Regions from separate parts of the Homo sapiens genome. Here region 2 is linked to region 1. A link is a loop called in an ENCODE intact Hi-C map of the cell type or tissue named here. Cell type or tissue: GM12878. All regions are shown on one strand. Each heading gives the region's core, and the rest is flanking DNA. Links, peaks and the distances in the headings are about the cores only. Region 1 overlaps TMED10 (transmembrane p24 trafficking protein 10). Region 2 overlaps JDP2 (Jun dimerization protein 2).

Evidence for each region. Peaks named below come from ENCODE experiments on the same cell type or tissue, not always from the same donor. Only the 100,000 strongest peaks of a DNase experiment are listed, where the experiment ranks them.
Region 2: it touches region 1 in a loop (3-fold over the local background); 3 of 110 quality-filtered maps call a loop at or near these places.

Annotation. Positions count from the first base shown.
Region 1 is chr14:75,130,655-75,134,987 of GRCh38, forward strand. It overlaps TMED10 (transmembrane p24 trafficking protein 10), which reads right to left. Exons shown (of 5, transcript NM_006827.6): 5 at 815-4,333. The coding sequence ends at 4,231. Among named protein-coding and RNA genes, the nearest start is that of NEK9, 5.8 kb to the left of the region's middle. In GM12878, for the core only: a CTCF peak has its summit at 1,926 (motif pointing right); a DNase peak (open chromatin) is centred at 1,917.
Region 2 is chr14:75,451,701-75,456,095 of GRCh38, forward strand. The region is part of intron 2 of JDP2 (Jun dimerization protein 2); the gene reads left to right. Among named protein-coding and RNA genes, the nearest start is that of JDP2, 26 kb to the left of the region's middle. RefSeq lists enhancers at 297-811, 812-1,327, 1,328-1,841. In GM12878, for the core only: a CTCF peak has its summit at 2,411 (motif pointing left); a DNase peak (open chromatin) is centred at 2,311; H3K27ac peaks cover 1,370 bases.

The DNA.
Region 1 (4,333 bases), core at 334-4,333:
GAGAATTGCTTGAACCCGGAAGGCGGAGGTTGTGGTGAGCCGAGATCATGCCATTGTACTCCAGCCTGGGCAACAAGAGTGAACTCCGTCTCAAAAAAAAAAAAAAAGAAAAGAAAAAAAAATTATACCCCAATAATGGGAACCACTACTTTACACACTATGGATTCATAATAAAATTTATTTGAGGGAGAATGGAGATAAGAGGATAAATAAGAGGCCAGCCAGTGGGTGTGCAAAGCACTTCATATTGGCTCTTGGAAAGTCGCTTTGTGAAAAATGTTCAACTGTAAGTGAAAGGAGAGGAGAAAAGACGTTTACCTCCTGGAGTGGGGTTTTGCATTGGATATGATAGGCCTAAAAAGTGAGTCCTGAGGATTCATATACCGGGGGTGGGGGGTGGGGGTCTTTTAGGAATGAAAGGCAGGGGAGATGGCTCTCTGTAGGAGTGATTCTATGCAATTGCAATTTTAATTGCAAAAACCACAATTACTTTTGTGCGAACCTAATAGTAACAGTTTCCAAAAGAGAGAAGATAAAGAGAATAAAATGCCTAGCTTACAGAACCATATTTGGTCTGAGGATGCATAATTAAGGATTCTTAATTATATATATATATATAATTTACATATATTACATACAAAATATGATAATCTTTTACTAGCTCATATAAACTATCGATCTGCAGTAACTGAAGAATAACAATATTTTTTCTCTAATTCATCAGGTATAATTTGCCATAATTTAAAAGAGAAATATGGAAGAATTATCACCAATCCAGACATAGAAGTACTCAAGAGTAACAGTACACCTAAAATGGTTTCTGCTAGCCTTTATTTGAGAAAATTTACACAAAAATCCCCAATCCAACATTTACAAGTGAATCTGTATAAATCCCATATGCCTCTTTCCCAAACAAACCAAGAAATGGCTTTATGACAGGGGTCCATGACAATGGTATAACAAGGCTTACTTAAACTGCATCATTCTCATTTATATTATACAGACCATTTTGGATAATATGCTCAAAAATGGAGGAAAGCACATAACACCCGATTTTAAAGCTTATTTGCTCTTGTGTCAGTCTTTTGTCAAAGGCAAATACATTTACTTTTTAGATAAAACCAAAGTATAATATCAATTAACTTTTAAACCAAAAGCACAAAATGTCCCAGTTGATAGTTTCGGCATGAGTAAAGGGAAGGGACATGAAAGAATGTCAACTCCTACAAAGCTTAAGTTTAGGGTCACACTTGGGAACAAAAGCATCAACGAAATAAAATATTCTCTTCTCCTATCTTCTTGACATTTTGTCACATCACAAGAACATAACTAAGAGAGTAGCTTTCGTTGCTCCTAAAAAGGGGAAAGGCACCAGTCAGAAATAGGAAAGAAAATCTTGTTAGGCTAACGGTACATGATAGAAATTTCACATTTAAAAGTTTAAAGATGGAGGCTGGGTGTGGTGGCTCACGCGTGTAATCCCAGCACTTTGGGAGGCTGAGGCAGGCAGATCACTTGAGGTCAGGAGTTCGAGACCAACCTGGCCAATATGGTGAAACTCTGCTTCTACTGAAAATACAAAAATTAGCCAGGCATGGTGGTGTGCACCTATATTCCCAGCTACTCAGGAGGCTGAGGCAGGAGAATTGCTTGAACCCAGGAGGTGAAGGTTGCAGCGAGCTGAGATAGTGCCATTGCACTCCAGCCTGGGCGTTGCAGCAAGACTCCGTCCCCCCCCCCCCAAAAAAAAAAAAGTTTAAGGATGTATCTTAACCCACATATTATTTTCTCTACTTGGATGCATCCTCTGTAACTTAGTATATGTAATACTACAGATAGACTTTCTCAACATTTGCTGCCTATGCTAAGGATCTGCAGCCAGGTTCTCAGAAGCAGTACCTACCAATTCTCAACAGCAGATGGCAATGTTGTACAAGTTAACGACAGAACTACTTTTATGCCACAGGAGAGGAAGACACAAGGAGTCAAAAGGGGGAAAAAAAAAGTTTGGGTTCATAGTAGCAGGAACATTAACAGAATAGCCTGAGATTTTAACAGCATAACTCATTCCCTCTTCCACCTTTGTACTTTATCCAGGTCAACACATCAGGGTTCTCTAACGATTCCAGTATTCTGTTTCTTTACTGTAAGATACATGTAATTCTTGCCACTGTGATTAAACAAGCCCTGTAATAGTCAGCAGGGTTAAAAAGAGATTACGGAAAGGATAAACTCCTACCTACTTTCTTGGGAGATGTGGGAAAGATTTCAAGTCACAGCATTTTTCATAACTGTTTATAAACAATGGTCATTTATATCCACACTTTCTCTTATTTACATTAGTTTTGGCCCTTAGGCAACTCATACTCCTACAGTGATTATTGGCTTTGCTTTCATAACATGTATTTTTAAGTATTTACTCTCTTAATGGCCCTCGATGTCTATTTTATACATCATATCTCTTAATTCTCTAGATGGAACACTGAAGGACAGGAATTAAGTAAGTGACTGGCCATGCAAGGGTTGGAAATTTTACTTATTTTTCCTTGGTAGAAGTTATGTTAAAAATTCAAGCAACCACATATCTAACAGAGGAATTTTATCTAGGATATATAAAAAACCTCTCAAAACTCAATAGTAAAAAGAACAAATGACCTAAATAGAAAATAGACAAAAGACATGAAGACATTTCACCGAAGAGGATACATAGATGGCAAATTAGCACACAAAAAGATACTCAACATCATTAGCCATTGGAAATGCAAATTAAAACCACATGTGGTATCATTACACACATCTATGTGAATGGTTAAGATAAAAAATAGTAGTAATACCAAATGCTGGTGAGGATGTGAAGAAACTGGATCAATCATACATTGCTGTCTGAATTGTATGAGTGGCTGTATGTAAAAAGTAGAGCCACTCTGGAAAAAGAGTAGGGTAGTTTCTTACAAAAATATATGTGTTTACCATACAACCCAACAGTTGCCCTTTTGAGCATTTATCCCAGAAAATGAAAATGTATGTTCACATAAAAACCTGTACATGAATGTTCACAGCAGCTTTATTAGGGCAAAAAACTGAAAACAACTCTTATGTCCTTTAGTGGGTGAATGGTTAAGCAAACTGTGGTACATCCATACCATGGAATACTACTCAGCAATCAAAAGGAACTGCCCCCACTTCACCACGATGCAATATATGCATGTAAGAAATCTGTACTTATACCCCCTAAATATATAAAACATTTTTAAAAGAAAAAAAGGAAGAAACTATTCATACATGCAACAACTTGGATGGATTTCAAGGGAATTATGCTGAATGAAAAAAGATCAGCCTCGTAAGATTACATTCTGTATGATTCCATTCATACAACATTCTTGAAATGACAAAATTACAGAGATGGAGGACAGAACAGTGGTAGCCACAGGTTGGGGTGAGGGTATAAGAAAGGGATGTGGCTGCGGCTGTAAAAGGGCAGTGCAAGGGATCCATGTGACAGAACTGTTCTGTCTCTTGTGATGGTGGTCACATGAATCTACACATGTGATAATATTGCATAGAATTAAATACACATACACGAAAAAAGTTCAAGCAGTTGAGCACAAATATTTTAATTGTCTAAAATGACATTTTCTTTAAGAGTTATCTACAGTTCAAAGCTCACTTTTATGAGGTGTCACATCCATCACCATTTTAAGAGATATAAAATCATGAAAAGATATCACCAGAAGCTATGTAAACATTTCAGCTAAGGGTAAAGAGAAAGTTAAGGGTGTTTTCACAAGGAAATTGAAAGAGGGCAATCCAAATGAAGTCAACATGGTCACACAAAAATCTTGGTAAAAGAACTAGAATGGAAGCCCAAGCTGCTGAGCAAGTGGGAGAAGAAAAGAAAACATAGTCCAAACAGATCACACAAGGGAACCCAGGACAAATGCTGACTTTGGCATTATCTAGGTAACCCCTATTTTTTGTCATAGGTGACTCTAATAATAGACCTATTGTTGCAAAACCAGTCAAAATCCTACCAAATTAAAAAGAAGTCCCTCATTGACTTGTTGGGTGTAGGTGGTACCCCATGTCCTCCCACACCAAAAGAGATCAGTTCTGGCAAGAAAGCTCCAACGTGCCTTGATGGTGCTGTTGGTAGGATGCCTTAGGCCAGGCACGTCCCAGCGATGTTCTGCTGGCTGAGGTACAAGGTGGGAGGAGAATATGCCTCATTCATTACTCAATCAATTTCTTGGCCTTGAAGAAGCGTCGCAGGTAGAAGACCTGCCAGGTAGCTAGTCCAATGAGACAGAACATTGAAAAGATGCTGAAGTATAGG
Region 2 (4,395 bases), core at 105-4,104, 320 kb after region 1:
TGGAAAATTCAGGAAAGAGGGATGATGCACAGTCAGGCAGAGCCTCCCAGGAGGATGGACCAAGCAGTGTCCTCTGGGCTGGTCTGTGAAGACCCAATCCCTGTCTTGAAGAGCAAGCCATTTCCTTCTCTGGGACTCAGTTTCCTCATCTAAAATCTAGGGATTAGCCTTGGTGCTTCCAAGAGCCCCTGGCACTAAGCGTCTGTAAAAGCAGAAACTTCTTTTTTCTTTTTTTCGAGACAGAGTCTTGCTCTGTTGCCCAGGCCGGAGTGCAGTGGCACAATCATGGCTTACTGCAGTCTCAACATCCTGGGCTCAAGCAATCCTCCAGCCTCAGCCTCCTGAGTGGCTGGGACTACTGGTGTACACCACTGTGCCCAGCTAAGAAACTTCTTATAAGAAATTAGGGGGCACCCTTCCTACATCCCTCAATCAGGCCCACGCTGCCCTTGAAGGCTGGATGAATGAAAACCCAGAGAAGTCAGAGCTGGAAAGGACTTTGCGGAGATTTTAGTCCAGCCCACCGTGTGGAAGGTAGCCTGATGGAATGGAGTCAATCCCTGTCTTTTCCCAGCTTGGCAGCCTCGGGCAGACACTCCACCTCGCTGAGCCTCAGTTTTCTCACTTGTAAAATAAGGCCCCTGAGACCCACCTTGCAGATGTGTTTGAAGGTCAGTGAGAAATGGGAGCTACTTGTGCTTATTAAAGATGAGCCCCAGGACCGGAGAGGTGACCTGATTGACTCGAGGTCACAGAGCAGGGCACTGTGGTGACCAGAGCCCAGGCTTCTGAGGACAAGCCCACTAGGGTCAGCTGACTGCCAGAGGTCATAAATCAGCAGCCGTGGGCCAGTGCAGCCCACAGATGTGTTTTGTTTGGCTCATGCGGTGTTCCTTTCAAAATGGAATTTGTTGCTGACATTCAAAAGTGGGAGATTTTACTTCAAAAATTTATATTTTCTTGAAAACTTGGAAGAATTAGCAGCACTGAGCCTGCATCCCACTGGGGCTAGTGTCCCCTCCCATGGCAGGAGGGGTGGCCACCGCCCCATCCAGCCCTCCCCCCTCACTAATGGTGAGTTACTTGCTTGACCCCTGAGGTGATGTGAGTCTGCAACCCCAGCCTTAGACTGACCATTTGTCTTGAATTTTCTCCTAAAGCCCTGCCCGCTGTTCACTGAAACAGCTCAATATTTCACAGCTGAGGCCCAGACCTTGGCCACTGAGTAAGAAGGCCTGGCAAGAGATGACGGGAGAGACAGGAGGGCAGAGAGTTTCCAACAGCTCAGCCCCATGGGGGATGCTGGGAGGGCCTGGCCCCTGCAGGCTGCCGGGGGTCAGCAAGGGAGTTGGCTGAGGGCCCCTGGGGTTTCCTCATTCCTCCCTCCTGGAGTGGGAGGAGGCTATGGGCCTAGCCGGCTGGGCAGGCTGAGATCTTGTCCCTGAATTGCCCTACTTTGTTGATGGGGGGTGGGGGAGTGGGGAGGGACTGCAGCCCCTGGCTTAGTGCAGCCCTGTTTATGTAGGGGAATGTCTGGTATGTTTGGTATTTGGGTGTTTACTTCCCAGGGTGCTCATGGGTCCCTGGTGTTGAAATGTGGCTCCTCCATGCAGGGGGGGCCCTGGTGGGCCTGGCTGGCTGTGTGAGGCCTGAGGCTAGATTTGGAGGCTGCGGGGCTGTTACTCCAGGCCTGCTCACTGACAACTCAGCACGCCCTGAACTCCCCAGCCTGCTCCTCCCTCTCCGCAGTACTCCTTTCTGTGCCGCATTCTGCCCGGAGGCAGGCCAGTGTGCCGCTGCTGCAATAGCACCACCTCCGCCTTGCCTGCGAAGGAAGGCAGGGAAGCTGGCATCACGGAACTCTTCCTGTGCTCCCGGCTCTGGGCTGGAACTCAGTCCTCATTACTACCATGTGCGGCAGGGCTCAGTACCTTCCTGTACAAGTGAGGAATGGAGGCTCAGAGAGGCCAAGTAACTTGCCCAGGAGCACACAGCTGGTCTACAGCAGAGCTTCTGGAGGAACTCAGGTCTTAAAGACCACCCCCCAACCCCACCAACCAAAGCTCACACTGTCAACTCTGATGCCACAAGTCTCAGATTAGCCTGGTTCTGTCTGCCCAGGCAACAATTCTTAGTATGAGACAGAACCCTCAGACTTGGGCTACTCTGGTTAGTGCTGGGGGTTTTGGTTTTTCTTTTGTGTCCATTTTTGCTTATCACTTCCTTTATTTCTTTGTCCATGTGAGAGTTTCTGTATTTTCAGCGCCTTGGGTTGAGAATGTAATTTCTCTTTCTCATTCTGTCTCTCTGTGGGTCCTGCAAGCTATGTTTTTGAAAACGCTTATGAAAAGTCAGAATTCAAAATCACATCTGGGCTGCTGTTTGTCACAGTGGAAATGCCGCGCCACCTGCAGACGGGGCCTGAGAAACACGGAAATGGGTGAGGGTTAGGCCCGAGAGGAGCTGGTGACGTCCCCTCCTTTAAACCATGGAGCTTGAATGTTACACCTTCATGTAAATTGTGCAATAACGTTTTTTAAAACATGTTAAAAACTTCTAACTCTAAAGGCAGTGATCATGATCAGACCACCCACCCCTTGAAGAGCAGGACGTGCTCAGGCCCTGCGGCCCAAAGACCTGGATACGAGTCCTGCGCTGTCACTGAGCATCTACGCAGCCTTGATGTTCTTAGTTTCCTCATCTGCAAAAGTGGGGAAGCTGAATAGAGCTGTGCTGGGTGACTTACTGAGATGGCAAATTAAATGTAGTTAATTTAGTTAATAAACACCCATTCTGTGCCATGCTCAGCTCTGGTGGCTGAGTGACAGTGGTGAAGGTGATGATAGACTGAGATATTTATATAGATTAACTATGAATAGATTAAGGTTCTCATGGGAAACTGACAACGGGCAGGCAAACATGCATGTGAAAAAGATAAGTGCTGTTAGTGAATGCACCTTGAAGGAAATACACAGGGAGATAGTAACAGGACAGGGCTTTTAGTTTGGGGTGGTCAGTAAAGACGTCAAGAAGGAGCAGCAAGTACAAACCCGGGGGACAGGGAAGAACTTGTCGTTTTGAGGGAGAGGAAGAAGGCCCATTGTTGGAGTTGAGGGGTAGAGGAGGGCGATGTAGTGGAAGGTCAGAGAGGCAGGAGGAGCCAGGTTTTCTCGGTTCTGTGGGCCACATGTGTTGGAAGCTGTTGGAGGGTTGCAAGCAGAGGAGCTGACTTGTGTTTTAGCCAAGGGAGAGCCCTTTGGAGCCACTGCAGCCGTCCAGTGCAGAGGCGACGAGGGCTTGGACCAGGCTGGAGGCAGCAGGGATGGAGAATGTGGTGGACACCTTAGAGATGTATTTTGCAGGTGGAATCATGACAACCTGCTAAATGGACTGTGTGAGTCCTTAATCGGCTCCAGGGCAAACTTCTCTGGGCACACAAATCTGCGTGCGCATGTACTGCATACAGATCCTGATTCAGTAGGTCTGGGTGGCCTTCAAGACTGCATTTCTAACAAGAGCTTGGGTGAGGCTGATTGTGCTGTTGGCCAACCACACTCCACAGTGCCTGACTCCTGGCAAACGTCCAGGAAGTGCTCGCTGTGGGGATGACCACGAGCCCTGTAGGAATCTCTCAACTGTTGCTGTCATTGACTCCTGCCTGCAGGCCGTGACTGGGTCCAGGACTGGGGGTGGACTTATGTAAATCACAGAGATAGATTCATACACGAGATAGTCTTGTTTGCCTATCAGATCCATTCCCGTTTTACCCTGCTCTGTGCCCCAGGTGGCTCATCTCAATGGACCACATTACCCAGGAGTCCTTCCACTCTGGCTTCTGGTTGAACTTGGCCATTAGGAGGTACCAGCCTTAGAAAAGAATTTGGGATATTCATTCCCCTGATCCCTCCCTGCTGGGCACCCATTGGGCAGTGGTGTGTTCCTCTACCAAAGAGCACAGCTCCTGTCTGGTGACCCTCTGCCATGGCTAAGTGACAGCTCTCCCTGGGTTCCAATCATCACTCCTGACCCTAGCCTCAGGCCGGAGGTGTTCGTGACTCCACTGCTGCTGGTCCCGGGTTCCCTAAGCTCTGTCCACCCCCTGTAAGTAGTTCCCTCATTAATTTCCTTTAAATAAACCCCTGTTTCCTGCTGGGATCCCCTAGTCCAGGGGCTTTGGTACCGACCGAGGTGACCCACCTCTGCCTTTTATTGGCGGCTGCTTAAGGGCCCTTCCGCATCCAGGCTCTGCTGCTTTCTCAGCGGTTTTAGGAATGTTGCTGAGGGTGGGATTTCACCCCTGGTCACTGGGGACCATCTTCAGCTCCTCCATTAGCCCCTGGCATCACCTGACCTCCAAGGGTAGAAGCTTGGTGTCCCAGGCATCTTTCAGTGGCA